2 separate regions of the Homo sapiens genome follow, and region 1 is linked to region 2. A link is a loop called in an ENCODE intact Hi-C map of the cell type or tissue named here. Cell type or tissue: A673. All regions are shown on one strand.

Region 1 (8,000 bases), 990 kb after region 2:
CGTTTAACAACGGGAATATTTTCTGAGAAATTCATCATTAGGCAGTTTCATCATTGTGCAAACATCATAGAGGGTACTTACACAAACTTAGATGGTATAGCCTACTACACAGCTAGCCTGTTTGGTATAGCCTAATGCTCCTGGGCTACAAACCTGTACAGCATGTTACTGTACTGAATACTGTAGGCAACTGTAACACAATGGCAAATATTTATATATTTAAACATAGAAAAAATACAGTAGCCAGGCGCGATGGCTCATGCCTGTAATTCCAGCACTTTGGGAGGCCGAGGTGGGCAGATTGCCTAAATTCAGGAGTTTGAGACCAGCTTGGCCAGCATGGTGAAACCCCATCTCTACTAAAAATACAAAAATTAGCCAGCCATGTGGCAGGCACCTGTAATCCCAGCTACTCGGGAGGCTAAGGCAGGAGAATCACTTGAACCTGGGAAGCGGAGGCTGCAGTGAACCGAGATCATGCCACTGCACTCCAGCCTGGGCAACAAGAGCAAGACTTCATCTCAAAAAAAAAAAAAAAAGAAAAAGTATGGTAAAAGTACAGTATAAAAGTTTTCTTTTTAATACATAAATTTTCTATAAGAGTACACTTATATAGGGCACTTACCATGAATGGAGCTTGCAAGAGGGGAAGCTGCTTTGAGCAACTCAGTGAGTGGCAACTGGATGTGAAGGCCTAGGACACTACTGTAGATTACCATAGACTTTTTATAACACTCTGCACTTAGGCTACACTAAATATTAAAAAAAAATTCCATCTTCAATAATAATAAATTAACCTTAACTTATTGTAACTTTTTTACTTTATAAACTTAAATTTTTTAACTTTTTGACTATTTTGTAATAACACTTAGCTTGAAAGATAAACTCATTATACAATGGAACAAAAATATTTTCTTCTTTTATATTATTATTCTATAAGCTTGTTTCTATTTTTACATTTTATTTTTTACTTTTAAATTTTTTTGTTGAAAACAAAGACACAAACAAACACACACATTAGCCAGGCCTACACATGGTTGGGATCATCACTATCACTGTCTTCCATTTCCACATCTTATCCCACTGGAAGTCTTTGAGGTAAATAACACACAAGGAGCTGTAGTCATCTTCTATGATAACAATACCTTTTTCTGAGTACCTCCTGAAGGAGCTGCCTTAGGCTATTTTACAGTTAACTTTTTTCTTAGAAGGAATATACTCAAAAATAAAAATATCCCTGGTAGTCTAGTGTTTAGGACTTTTTAAAAGGCCAGGCACAGTGGCTCACACTTTTAATCCCAACACTTTGGGAGCCTGAGGCAGAAGGATCACTTGAACCCAAGAGTTCAAGACCAGCTGGGCAACATAGCAAGACCTCCATCCCTACCAAAAAAAAAAAAAATTAGCTGGGCATGGTAGCCCGCACCTGTGGTCCCATCTACTTGGGAGGCTGAGATAGGAGGATAGTTTGAGCCCAGGAAGTAGACGCTGCAGTGAGCTATGATTGTGCCACTGCACTCCAGCCTGGGTGACAGAGTGAGACCCTGTCTCAGAAAAAAAAGAAAAGAAAAATAAAATAACCATAAAAAGCATAGTAAATACATGAACCAGCAACATAGTCATTTATTATCATTATCAAGTATTATGTACTGTACATAATAGTATATGCTATGCTTCATATGGCTGGCAGCATAGTAGGTTTGTTTACACCAGCATCACCGCAAACATAGGAGTAATGCATTATGCTTTGACACTAAGAAGGCTATGAGGTCACTAGGTGATAGGAATTTTTCAGCTCCATTATAACCTTATTGGACCGCTGTCATATATGCAATCCCTCATTGACAAAAATGTGGTATGCAGCACATGACTGTAGTTAAAAATTGAAAACACTCAATATCTAACAACAGGAGAATGGTCCAGTAAATTTGAGTGTATCTGCTGTGTTTCATATAATGTAGCCATTGAAACTAATGCTAATAAAAAGTACAACATAACATGGGGAATTAGTACAGTGAAAAGAGAAAAAAGCAGGATACAAAATCATAAACACAGTATCTCAAGGATGCAAACACAATTGGAAAGAGAACAATAGTCATGACCAAACACTATCATGTATTAAGCACTTACTGAATGTCAGGCATGCACTGTACGTTCATTTTCTCATTTAATCCACAAGAACCCTATGAAGTAAATACAATGATTATTTCAATGCTATTAATGAGAAGACAGACTCACAGAGATTAAGCATCATTCCCAAAATTTCATGGAACACTAACTCAGCTGTATCTGACACTCACTAGGCTATGCTGCCAGCCAACTTTTTCATGAGGTTTTTGAATGATCTTTGCAGAAACCACGTTCTATTTTTCTTTAGTTTCTAATTTTTCTAAAAGTAGCATGATTATCTTTCTAATTAAAAACATAAACACAAAATAAGTCTTTTTTAAAAAAAGAAAGAACAAGTACCGCGCGCACACACACACACATACAAACACACGCACACAACATGTTTTGCTTTTTCCTAAGATGTTGTATCAGAGCAGCACCACAGAGCCTCAGAAAAGAGATGGTAGAAGTAAGCTGACAACTGAGTGGGATTAGAATTCTCACATTTCTTCATTCACCTTTCAACAAAGTCCCACTGGAAACACTATGGGTCAGTAGCACTTAACCTTTGGTGGGGTCATGATTCCCTTGAGAATTTGTGGAAAATCATGGACCCTCTTCCCAGGACGATGCAAGAAGCATGTCATGGATACACACACACACACACACACACACACACACACACACACACATTTTGCATACTATTTCAGAAGATTAAACAGATGCAATCACGCCTATCAATGTGTCCCAGGTAAAAGGCCCTGACATAAAATAATATAAGAAGTCAACTTTTGTCTGATTTACTGAAGCTTGACTAAAGCTCTGAAACTGCTGTCTACCTAATACATCATAGCTGGCAGGTTGTTCGCTATGATGCCTTACCATCAGCAGGGATGTGCTCTGAGGTATTTCTTGGTGGAAAGATGGATTGCAGGAGATTTATCCACATTCTTGACTGATTCCTGATGGCCAACAGTGTCTGGGGATGGTCAGAGGGAAACTAATAGGCCTACATGAATATGAACTTAAGAGGAAAGTCATGAAAACAACTCAAGTGTAACTCCTAGGAGTGTATCCCTTTACGGTTTACAAAGCATTTTCATACCCTTGATCTCAATTGACCCCTCACAACCCTATGAAGAGAGAGCATTGGCTCTATTTTACATGTAACCCAGGTCTGCACTCCCAGCTTCATCTACAAGAGCTGACTCTATTTTGGCCAACCCCCAAACTTGATGCAAATTCAACCCCTTCATTATTTTAATGAGAAATTAATTTGTTTAATTAAGCATATTGTAATTTTTCTAGATTTTATTTAATATTCACGGAAGCCCATGGAAGGGTCATCTCACATGGAACACAGCTTTACAAAATCTCAATTAAACCCTTCTCAAGTAAGTCTCTCCTCCTGCCCCACTCACCAGATACCCTCTTCCCACTGCAATCCTGCATTACATAGAGTTGCTTCCTTCTTCTGTATGAGCAGGAGCCTTATTAAAGCATCTTATCAACAAGGCTGATGTTGTGGACATTTGTGGGTTTGTTGTTTCAATTTGTTTTTGTTTCTTTATCTTGTCACCCGGCATCCACTTCCCTTTCTTGTAGTAACAACCCACACACCTCCCCCACTCCCAGTCCATGTGATTAGATGATGAAGAAGAGCTGATGTCACGATCATATGACTCAGGCCATGTCAATCACAACCTTAGATTCCCCCGGCTACTGGGATCAGTTTGGGAACAGATGGGTGACTCCTGAGATGTAAGGAAGCCCCATGAAACTCTCACTGAGGCATCTGGGAGAGAAGATTTGCTTCAACCAGATTTGAAGCTGAGAGTATATAAAATCTAGAGCCGTTGCCACCACTGTACAATAAATGGAGACTGAACTCAAAGCCACACACCAGAAGATAGTTGAAAAATAATGTGAAACAAAGTGCTGATGACATAATTTGGGTCTGATCCAGCATGTCTCAAGCCAGCTGCAGTGAGCTGAATGGTGGCCACAAAGATAGGTCTACATCCTAATCCCTGGAACTTACAAATGTTACCTTAAATAGAAAAAGTGAATATTATACGGCAAAAGATGGGATTGAGTTGATGGTCTTGTGGGGAGGAGCTTATCCTGGATTATCCAAGCCCTAAATGCAATCCCATGCTTCCTTATAAGCCAGAGATTACACACAGACAGACAGAAAGGCAATGTGAAGATGGAGACAGAGTTTGGGACACAGCCACAAACACTCCAATTTTGGTTCCAATGAACTCAAATGTTGAGCAGAAGCTAAACAGGCAAATTCCTTCAGAGCCTCCAGAGGGAGCACTACCCTGCCAGTACCTTGACTTCAGACATCTGGCCTCCAGAACTGTGACAGCACACATTGCTATTGTTTTAAGCCACCAAGGTTTTGGTAATTTGTTACAGCAGCCCTAGCAAGCTAGTGCACCTGCTGTGTCCCTGGACTTTTCATTTACTGAATTCCCCTTTTTTTGTAGGCCATTTTAAGTTGAGCTTTTTTTGGTTACTTGTTACAGAAAAACTTTTATTTTATTTTTAATTTATAAAAGAAAAGTTGAATAGCCTATAAAATATTAATCTCTGTGAAAGTAGTAAGACAAATGCATGAACATTACTTTAGAGCTTCTTTTCCATAGATGTTGACCTACTGGAACAAGAGCAAAACCTACATGAAATGAATGGTCGTAAGCTTCTCCCTAGGTTGGTGTCCAGTAATAATGCCTTTTAAGGCCATTGGAGACTTCTGTAAGACACATGCGTTTGTCACCACAAATGGCTCCACATCCACATTGTCTGTTTTTAGACGCCCCATTTGAATTAAGTCTGAATATGCCATGCATATAGCCCTAACAAATGTGTTTTTTTCCCCAAAGGTAGATATTAGAGAATGATATGGTTTGGCTGTGTCCCCAACCAAATCTCATCATAAATTGTAGCTCCCATAATTTTCACATGTTGTGGGAGGGACCCGGTGGGAGATAATTAAATCATGAGGGTGGTTTCCCCCAAACTGTTCTCATGGCAGTGAATAAGTCTCATGAGATCTGATGGTTTTATAAGGGGTTTCCGTTTTCACTTGGATCTCATTTTCTCTCTTGCCTGCCACCATGTAAGATGTGCCTTTTGCCTTCCACCATGATTGTGAGGCCTCCCTAGCCACATGGACTGTGAATTCATTAAACTCCTTTTCCTTTATAAATTATCCAGTCTCATTTGTGTATTTATCAGCAGCATGAAAACGAACTAATACAGAGAATGTGGAATTTGTTTTCATTGATTGTTAAAGTGCAACAAGTTCTCCATCCATGTTTTTGCTGACTGCTGACAACACTTTAAGACTCCTCATGTGTGAAGTAAGAGTTTCACTGAGATAGTGCCTACATTTTCTATTCTGTTAAAAGACATCTATTATTTCCAGGGTAGTATTGCTTTTCAGTATGACAGCAAAATACACCATCCCATCATGAGTTATTTTATTGCAGCCAACGTCAAGGTAGTGTAGGCTACTGTTCAGATGCAGGGCATCACAGCTCCTAAGGCAGGGGATTTCAGAAAGCACTTTCTATATAATAGCAGGAAACCATCTGTTCTGAAGCAACCCATTTCAATCACTGCTTAATATTCAGAGTCAATTATATAAACTGTGGATTAGAAAAGGAAACAAGTAGTAGCCAACAAATAATTTTCATAATAGAACAGAAATGATTCCAAACATTTAATTCAACATGTCTCTTAATCAACTGTGAAAAATTATGCAGCCTTGTGCATTTATCTTCACCATGATAAACAATATTCTTTTGCACTTATTGAAGAAAATCTTTCTCCAGGAATTTGGTGTGCAAAATGAACAGCCAATTGCCTCTCCCATTGGCTGCATTAGAGAGTGGGAAGCAAGAAGTTGTCTTTGTCTCCTCAGTTGGCACAACCTAGGAGCTTAGTAAATGCAGCCAAGACACTGGGCAGGCACAGGCTCGTGTTTAACTTGGAGCCACTGCTTCCCTACATTCAATCTGGTCCGTGTTGCTAGACTTTTTCCCAGGCATCAGGGCACATCTATGTTTTTCAACACCAGCTGAGGAAGGGTCGCATATTCTTTCCAGTTGGGATTCCTGGGCCTCATGCAAATAAGGGGTTATCCCCTGAGAGTGCTTTAAGACAATTGTAAAGTTCTCCTATCCCTCTAGGGAAGTTTAAGAGGCTTGTCTACTCCTAGGACATGTGGCACCTCTGGGTCTGAAGTCCAGTTCAGCCAAGATAGTTTCACAGATTATTGAGCTTTTCAAAGCTTGTGTGAGAATCGGAATGAGCAAAGCACAAACACACTCATAAACAACCTAATAGGGGAAATAAGAAAATTACCTTCCTGAATGTTTAAAAAATGGTTATAGCAGGCACTTGTAAAATCTAGATAAAAGGTAGATATGCTTGCACCTGAAACTGTGTTTTCCTCAAAACATCTATTTTCATCTTAACAATGGTTAAGATGAGACAATGGTTGCCTGTACATGGAAGATAGCTTTCTACTTCTTTAACTTTTCAAGTTTTAAATAATGTACACTTAGTACTTTCATAATCACAAAACTTTTCTGTTTTGTTAAAATTCCACAGTGTACTTTGGGAGGCCGAGGAGGGTGGATCATGAGGTCAAGAGATTGAGACCATCCTGGCCAACATGGTGAAACCCCGTCTCTACTAAAAATACAAAAATTAGCCGGGCATGGTGGCAGGTGGCTGTAGTTCCAGCTACTCGGGAGGCTGAGGCAGGAGAATGGTGTGAACCCAGGAGGTGGAGCTTGCAGTGAGCCGAGATCGCACCACTGCACTCCAGCCTGGGCAATAGAGTGAGACTCCATCTCAAAAAAAAAAAAAAAATTCCACAGTGTAGGTCCTCAATTTAAACACAATTGGCATATCTGGCATAACATACAGTATGTATAAATAGGAAAACAAGGGGAGAGCTGGCATGTGATCATTTTACAGCATTTCTAAACATATCCTAATATTCTAGAGCTGGATCATGGATAGGCAAGCTATCAGAAGTTGCAAAATAGGAGCTGAGCCCTGGGGGAGAGGTGTGCACATGTGGAGCTCCAGACCTCCGCACTGTTCCAGGCATCTTCTCCAGCCCACACCCAGGGGTGCTGGGATAGAACAGATCTGGGGATGGACTCCCCACTGCTTGATAAGGACATAAGAACTCCCTAATGAGGACATTTTTGCCTAAGAAGAAAAGCAGAATAAAGATGCAAATTAAACCAACAATGAAATTTGTTGTTGTTGTTCTTGTTGTTGTTTTGAGATGGAGTCTCACTCTGTAGCCCAGGCTGGAGTGCAGTGGCACGATCTTGGCTCACTGCCACCTCTGCCTCCCAGGTTCAAGCAGTTCTCCTGCCACAGCCTCCTGAGTAGCTGGAATTACAGGCGTGCACCATCATGCCCAGCTAATTTTTGTATTTTTGGTAGAGATAGGGTTTCACCATGTTGGCCAGGCTGGTCTCGCACTCCTGACTTCAAGTGATCGCTCTGCCTTGGCCTTCCAAAGTGCTGGGATTACAGGTGTGAGCCACTGCACCCGTCCATGAAATGTTATTTTTCTTCATTCCATTAGATTGGCAAAATGTGTAATGTCGAAAAATATCAGATGTTGGGGAGGACTTGAGGAAATGAGTTTTCTTGACAGTGTTGGCAGGAGCATATGTTGGTATAGCCACTTTGGAGGGCAATTCGGACTATACTATTAATCTATAAACTATACACACATGCCCCTCAACCATGTCAAGTGCAGGGTTGATTATTCTAAGAGTAATGCAAACCATATTTTTTAATCTGTACTGTCACAAAAGCACAAAAGTAAAGATCATGAAAATTATAAT
Region 2 (8,000 bases):
AGGATTTATGGGGGAGCTTCGGGGCAGCAGACTAACTGAGAAACCAACACTCAAATCTGGCAACTCCTGAAGCCAGATTGAATGTTGACCCCGAAGTTCCTTCCCATGTGCATCAACTCAGAATGCTTACAACATAATGACTGTGGCCGTCTCTAGTGAAAAAAGAACAACAGTCTTGAGAGTGACTGTATGGGAAGCTTTTAGTAGGGACACAGCTGAAAAGCACCCTTTGCAGTTAAATAGAGCTTTTCTTGAATCTGGAAAAACCAAACACTCCACAGAATGCACTCATTTGCCATCAGACTTATGGGAATAATTGTATCCCAGATTTAAAAAAAAACCCAGAGTTTTACTGGCAACCTGTCCAAGCCTGGAGTGAGTGAGGCTAAAGGAAGAACTAGATATAGGGAAATTTTTTACCCCAAGCACTACTGGAATTAAGTACGTGGGTGATCTTGGGTGGTGGCTACTTTCATAAAAGGTGTTTTTGTAGAACTTGTGAATTTCTCAGAAACACTGACTTGTACCTCACTGAGGCTGAGAGTTTGTTCTACTTCTGGTCTGAATAAGCAAATGTTTAGTTTCAGTTCCTCTTCAAATTCAGGACTGTCGTTAGATTTCTATGAAAGCTACTTGGCAAAGGACCCAGTCCATCCATAGAGGCCTGCTTCAGCGTGGAGTACAGCATACAATAGTGTGTATTTAGACTATGCTACAGCTGAGGGCTAGCCACTTGATAGAGCTCCTCTATGTTAATGGTGTTAGAATGGAAATTCTTTATCCTTGTAGCTGTACCATAGGGTGGGGACCAGGGACACTCAACAGAGTTGGGAGTCCATGTGCCTCCTTAAATTTTGCACCTCAGGCATCTCACATGCCTCATTCTGGTTGTGATCCTGCTGCAATCTGTTCTCACTCTGAACCACATGGAGTTAGCATTAAATGCTATGGGAAATCTAGAAATTTTCTCATGCTGAGTTCCTTTAAAGAGAGTCACCATCTTGGTTCTGATACTCTCTGACTGGTATTGGACAAGCCTTTCTTTGTTAGCAACTTGAAACTGTGGGAGGCTCTCTGTAGAATTACTGTTATGTTTTGGAATAACAAGAACAGCATTTTGCTGCTGGAAAAGGCCATTTTCCTTCTGTCTGCTTTTTTTCATGTATTGCCTTTCTTTTCTTTCTAAAACATCTTTTGTTTCATTTTTGTTCTCAAATCATTGTGTTTAGAACAACAATAATTGAGAGTCTAGCGGGAAGTTTTTATAAACTAACAATTGGGTTTAAACAAAGGCTTAATAGTCAAGTTCTGAATAGTTGGACTCCTGAAAAGTTCTAGCTAGAATGATCATAAATATAACATTTAAAAAAATACACAGGGGGAGTCCTTTTTACTAATTTTTCTCTTTTAAGTGAAGAGTTTTGTATGCATTAGGTAAGACCAACCAATCCTGTTTCTCATAGCTCTATATCTGTTGCTTGGTCAGATCACAGTGAATTTACCTGGGTTATAGGATGCCCTGCATCTGGACAGGGGTGATGCTTCATGAACATGAATTCATTGACAATATTGTGCCTGTAAGAAGCTGAGTTTGCTGGGAAAAAGGCACTAGCAGATCACATTCTTGAGAGTTAGTGATAATAATGAACATGATTATAATGTGCAAAGACTTTTATAACTTTTCTTTTTTTTTAAGAGATGGGGGCCGGGTGTGGCAGCTCACACCTGTAATCCCAGCACTTTGGGAGGCCAAGGCGGGTGGATCACTAGGACAGGAGTTTGAGGCCAGCCTGGCCACTATGGTGAAACTCCATCTCTACTAAAAATACCAAAGTTAGTCGGGCATGGTGGTGCACGCCTGTAGTCCCAGCTACTCAGGAGGCTGAGGCAGAAGAATTGCTTGAATTTGGGAGACGGAGGTTGCAGTGAGCCGAGATCATACTACTGCACTCCAGCCTGGGTGACAGAGTGAGACTCTGTCTCAAAAAAAAAAAAAAAAAGAGATGGGGGTCTCTTCATGTTGACCAGGCTGGTCTCAAACTCCTGGTCTTAAGTGATCCTTTCATTTTGGCCTTCCAAAGTGCTGAGATTACAGGCATGAGCCACCACACCCGTCCTGTTATCATATATTTTAAATAAGCCTCATGACAATCACATAAATTTTTTTTATTACTCATATATTTTAGGTGAGCAAAAGAAAATTCAAAGGTAGTAACATAGCTAGAATTACAAAGGAAGAGGTGTGATTTGTGCTCATGTCTTAATTTTTAAAGCAAATTGAGGCCGGGCATGGTGGGTCAAGCCTGTAATCCCAATGCTTTGGGAGGCTGAGGCAGGAGGATCGCTTGAGGTCAGGAGTTCCAGACCAGCCTGAGCTGGTGAGACCCCCGTGTCTACAAAAAAAAAAAAAAAAAAAAATTAGCTAGTCTTGGTGTTGGTGCACACCTGTACTTCCAGCTACTTAGAAGGTTGAGGCAAGAGGAGCGTTTGAGCCCAGGAGGTTGAGGCTGCAGTGAGCTGTGATAGCACGACTGCATTTCAGCATAGGTGACAGATTGAGACCTTGTCTATAAAAACAAGATAAATAAAAGGAATTGAGTGGTATCACACAGAAGTTAATGCCATTGAAAGATTTTTACTACATTTCCCAAGAGGAGAAGGCATGTCATGTGACACAGGGTCACATGGGGAAGCATAAGAGGTCAAGAGGCAGAAGGGGAAAGCATAGGCCACAGCCTGGACTGGGATTTCTGCAGGAAAGGCAAGGCGGGACAGGGTAAACAGTGTAGGACTGGCTAGTCTACATCCTTCTAGCAGGCTTTGGGGCATTGGGACATTCTCTAGTCACCTGGTGCCTAGCCCTTGGGTGTGTGAGTTTGATAGGGGAGGTGATTTGGGGTACGGACTGAGGACTGGTTGGAAGGTCTGTAAATGATTTTCATGCACCTGTGGAAGCTGGATTTCTGGGGAGATGTTAACAACTTTGGCCATTAGTTTGGCCCTCTGATTAATGGATGCTACATAGAAATGGATGCCAAATAGAAAACAGAACAAAGTAGCATCAGGGCAGGAGCCTTACTCCAGAGGCAAAGCTCTTTCCATGAAACCATCTAAACTCATCCAGTTCTCCTCTTCCAATCTCTCCACCCCTTACCGTACTCCACACATCCTGTTTGCAGTATCAGTTCTTGACGATCCCAGCCACTGAGTTGTTTTAGTTGGAAATCTGGCCATTTGCTAAGCCCTTCAGTTCTCATCACACATGTCTCTTCCAGTTCTCATCACACATGTCTCTTCAAGCTCTCCTTTTCTGTCTTTATGCCTCCACGCTTGCCTTGGGTCAGCGTCTCCTGACCCAAGTCAGTCTTGACGTCACAGTCTCCTAATCCATATTCTCCCCCCAGCCCAACCAAGCTGCACCCTGTTTCCAGGACGATCTTTTGTAAATAATAGGTTTGATCGTGTCACCTCCTTACTTACATCCTACCTACCTCCCTATTGCCTTAAAATTTCCCAGCAGAACACAAAGGGCCCTTCATGAGCCGACCTTTGCCTACTTCCTGGCTGTCTATCCTACAGAACTGTGGTATTGTGTCCATTGATTTACCTGAGCACAGATTTTATGAAATGTTTGGAGAACGGGGGAGACAGAGAGAGATTCTTAACCCAACTGGTTCTCTTACAGAATGAGCTTCACTGGTGTTCAGAAAATTGATGCATTGCTAGTTTCTTTTTGGCTACTGTGAACTTTTTTTTTGAAAGGTATATGAGATTCTTGTGCCTAGAAGAGGGATTCTAATGCATTTGAGGTATCGGTTTCTTAGGGTTCAAACCTCTTGCAGCTAAGAGCAGGCCCTGGAAGAGGCACCGGGCTGCAGATTGTTTCAAGTACCACAAGGGGCTGCTAGAGAGCAACAGAAGCGCCAAAGAAATTTCTTCAAAATTTCCCCTTTTTGTCACATCCTCATTTCCTTAGTCTTGGTCGGAAGTAAAATGCTTTCCTCTTTTTGGAGTTTATATTAGTGGCTACAGCTCGGTCACAGGTTATCCATACCTGTCTACCTGTAATAAATTTCTGTGTACCAATCCCTCAAAGTGCTCATCTGCCTACTCGGCTGTTTGGAGGGACTCCTGATACGCCTTCCCATGCCTCAGCTTCTTGAATGCCATTTAGAGGAGCAACGTGAGTGCATGTATCTACCAGGGGACTTGCTAATGCATTAGCATCTCAGTGTCAATTGCCAAAGGATGCCTCTTAAGGGGGACAAATTGTAAAAAGTGCTGCTGCCTCCAGGCGGAACTGGCCCTACCCCCAGGTAGCCTTTGGGCAGAAAGACCAGGTTGGATTTTGGCCTTCACATACCTCCTTTGTCAGGCAACCTGGAGACCAACTTCTAGAAGAATTAGTGGACTAACAGGAACTGAGAATCACGTTTATATATATATATATTATATATATAATATAAAATATATATAAAATATAATATATATAAAATATAAAAAATATATATAAAATATAAAAAAATATATATATAAATAAAATTTTCTGGAAATTTTGCAAGCAAACTTTGTACAGAATGTGAATTCCAAGCAGTTGAGATACCTGCACTTTCTAAATTGTCTGAAATAAACTTTGCAATTATTCAATTATAGTTGTTAGGTCTTAATCACATTGAGCACAGTTTTTGTACTTGCTTTCAGTATATGGAATTGACATGCCCTTGTGATTTCAAAGATGCAGTTGCTAATAGACTCCCAAGGGGAGAGACTTGGGACGTTCTGCTTTGGTTGTTGCACTCCCAGTTCAAGACATTGAAAGAAATGTGGAAAATTTCCCTGATGATATAAGACAGAACATTTTCTTCTTTCATGCAGCAACCCGACCTGCATTATCCTTTCTTGCGTATTCCTATATAGTCTCTTGAATTCACTGTCATGTTTGATTATTGTATGAATGATCTATCAGATTAAGTTTGACTGCATAAATCACAAAATCCAAATATCAGTGGCTTATACAATGCAGAAGCTTATTTTTTATTTCATGTCAAAGAAACCTGGAAGTCACCCAGACTGGTAGGGTAACTTCACAGTCATCAGAGACCCAGAAACTATCTTTCTGCTCATTTCCCCACCCTTAGTGTGTAGCTTCCATCCTCAAGTTTACTTCATGGTCCAAGAGGGCCAATGAAGCCCCAGCCATTAGGCCCAAGTCCCAGGGAGGAAATAAAGAAAAATAGAAGAGCCAAAGGTTATATGCCTCCTTGCTGAGTCAGCCCCCCTTAGGACACTTTTTAAAAGTCTCATTCAACAATTTCCATTTTTACCCCACTAGCCATTTTTATCTGCAAAGGATGCCGGGAGGCATAGTTTTCTAGCTGGGCACATTGAGACCTTTGACAATAGAGGAGTCTGTTGTCAAGGCAGAGGAGAGAATAGGTATGGGGTAAGCAACCATAGCCTCTACCACATATGAGAATTTAATTATCTGATGCCCATGAAAATGCAGACTAGAAAACAAAATGCAGGAAGAGTTACCACACAGAGTTGCTGCGTTGCCCTAGACAGTCATGGCAGCCTAGCCACTGGCCTGTCGGTGGACTCCCTCAGGCTCCTCTTACCTGGACCCGCCCCGTTCATTTACCATTCACACTCTCTCTATTTCCAGCACTGCCCTCTCTCAGGCTCCAGACTTGCATAGCAATTACTGACCATATGGCTCCTCACAGGACACTAAATTCAAGATGCTCCCAAATGAGCCAGGAACTGCTCCTCTTAGTACCTGTGCATCAGCTGCCCAAACCGCACACCTGGGTGTTATCCCTGACTCCTTCTTCTGACTCATACACTTTACAAGTTCTTCCTGAATTACTCCCGGATCCTCCCCATCCTCCTCATTTCCAGGACTGCCACCAAGATCAAGCCTGCATCACCTCTCACCTGGACTGCCGCTGCAGCCTCTTGACGGGCCTTGCCTTCTTTATTCTTCCCTCTGGCCAATCCATTCTCCACACAGCAGCCAGAGAAATTCATTTTTTTAAAAAAAAAAACAAACCTGATTATGTCACTGCATGGCTTACTACTCATCAATGGCTTCTTACTACCCTTAGAGAAAAGCCCAGCCCAGTAAGGACTGAAGGCCCTGTGTGATCTGGCCCCTGCCCCCTCACTCCATGCCCTTCTCCCCTTCGCTCTGGCCCAGCCACAGTGATTTTCTTTCCCTCTTGCTAATGAGCTAATCCCTTCCCTGCCTCGGGCCTTGGCATACACAGTTCTGTCTGCCTGGCACTCATTTTCCTCAGATTCCCACCTCTTTGTTTAGTGCATTAAACAAAGCATTTTTTGAGGCATTAAATTCATATACCCCCAAACCATGCCAGGTTGCTGGAGACTCTCATAGCTCACTGCCCTTGTGCTTTGAAGCATTCCTCAGCCTTCTAATTACTTGCTCCACTGTCAGATCCTTGAGGCCAGGCCTCCTCTCTCTGTTCCTCTCTGGACCCCTTGTACCCAACACAGCACTGAACACCTATTCATTCAGTGATCCAGCCCTTCATTCATTCACTCATTCACTCAAAGACATTTGTTGTCATTTCTGTCCCCATTTCTGGTTTGGTAGTGGAAAAAGACTTAGTGAAATAATTGCCCAAATAGTTTATTTGTTAGAGTTAAAATCAGGCCTGCAAGCAGAAAGAGAAGGCATTATGAACGATGTAAACAAGACATAGGAGGTGCGAGGAGAACGGAAGATGGATTTTCTATCAAGAACAAGAATGGGAAGATTTTCTGCCATCTTGACTCTAATTCTTATCTCCATTTTCACCCTGAACCTTACACTAGACCAAGTTACATAAACCCAGTGTGAGACAAGTTTAGTTGAAATATTCTTTTAACCAATTAATTGCCATTAGTGCTGCCTCCTTGGAGCTTCTGACTTCAGAAAAATAATCCAGGAACGTTCTGCCACTAATTCTTCTACCTTGCCCGCCACCATTTTTCTGATTATTTTTCTACTCTCAGACACTCTCTCCATCATAGGCTGGCTCTGCTCGTCTTGGAGCCTGTGTAGAACAGGACTCCATGTGCCAAGCTAAATCTGCTCCGCTTCATCATCGCTTAGGCTGCCAAATTGGGTCAATATAGTTTTAGAATGTAAAAATATATTTCTATTCAGTATATATATTATATATATATTTATGTGTTCCAGTATATATATACTGAAGTACATATTTATATGTTCCAGTATATATATATATGTATATATATACATATATATATACTGAAATATATATATGAAATTTATAAATTGTATTTATACATACATAAGGAAAGAATAGAAACACCAAGGAAGGCCTGAGGGCAGCTTTGATGAAGATTATGGGATGGTTAACCACCAACTCTTCTCTTCCCCAGTCATCCTGGACAATTGGCCATTGCTTTCAGCCTATTAACACCCTCAAGATGCACTGAACATATGTTGACAGTCAAGCACTGATGTGTCTTAGAGCATCAGGTGGTAAACAATGATGAGTTTCCTGGCTGGAATTTGGAGGTCAGAGACTATTCTGGGGTCCCTAATCTTCAAACACCCAGATTTCTTGTGGGCCAATCTGTCCTCCACCTGCCTTGTCCACGAAGGAGTAGAGAGTGGATGAAGAAGCCGGATTCTTCACGTGAAATCTCTGAGCCTGGGGCATGGGAGAGCCCACCCAGGCTCAGGCCTCAGCCCAGGCATCTTACCTGCCTAAGTGGTAATCCCTGAACAGGAAGACCTTTTGGAGAATTCTTTACCTCCTGTCCAAAGTGGCAAGTTGGCCACAAGGGGGAAGCATCACACAAAGATAGTGCTCTGGCCGACCTGCTCTTTGCTCTGACTTTCCTATTGTTATCTGGGCCAGGAAGGCAGGTGAGGAGGGCCCACTGCCGAAGGCTGTGGTTCAGCTGAGACCATGCCCACCTGATGTCTTGAATATGGCCATGAAGCCAATGAACACTCGATGAAT

Evidence for each region. A loop is a pair of places that touch in the nucleus more often than their neighbours do. Peaks named below come from ENCODE experiments on the same cell type or tissue, not always from the same donor. Only the 100,000 strongest peaks of a DNase experiment are listed, where the experiment ranks them.
Region 1: it touches region 2 in a loop (5-fold over the local background); 34 of 110 quality-filtered maps call a loop at or near these places.

Annotation. Positions count from the first base shown.
Region 1 is chr4:55,308,269-55,316,268 of GRCh38, forward strand. It overlaps the pseudogene LRRC34P2. Among named protein-coding and RNA genes, the nearest start is that of SRD5A3, 34 kb to the right of the region's middle. In A673, a CTCF peak has its summit at 4,439 (motif pointing right); no DNase peak of the experiment used is centred here.
Region 2 is chr4:54,315,198-54,323,197 of GRCh38, forward strand. No RefSeq gene overlaps it. Among named protein-coding and RNA genes, the nearest start is that of LINC02283, 14 kb to the right of the region's middle. In A673, CTCF peaks have their summits at 3,902 and 7,800 (motif pointing right); a DNase peak (open chromatin) is centred at 7,844.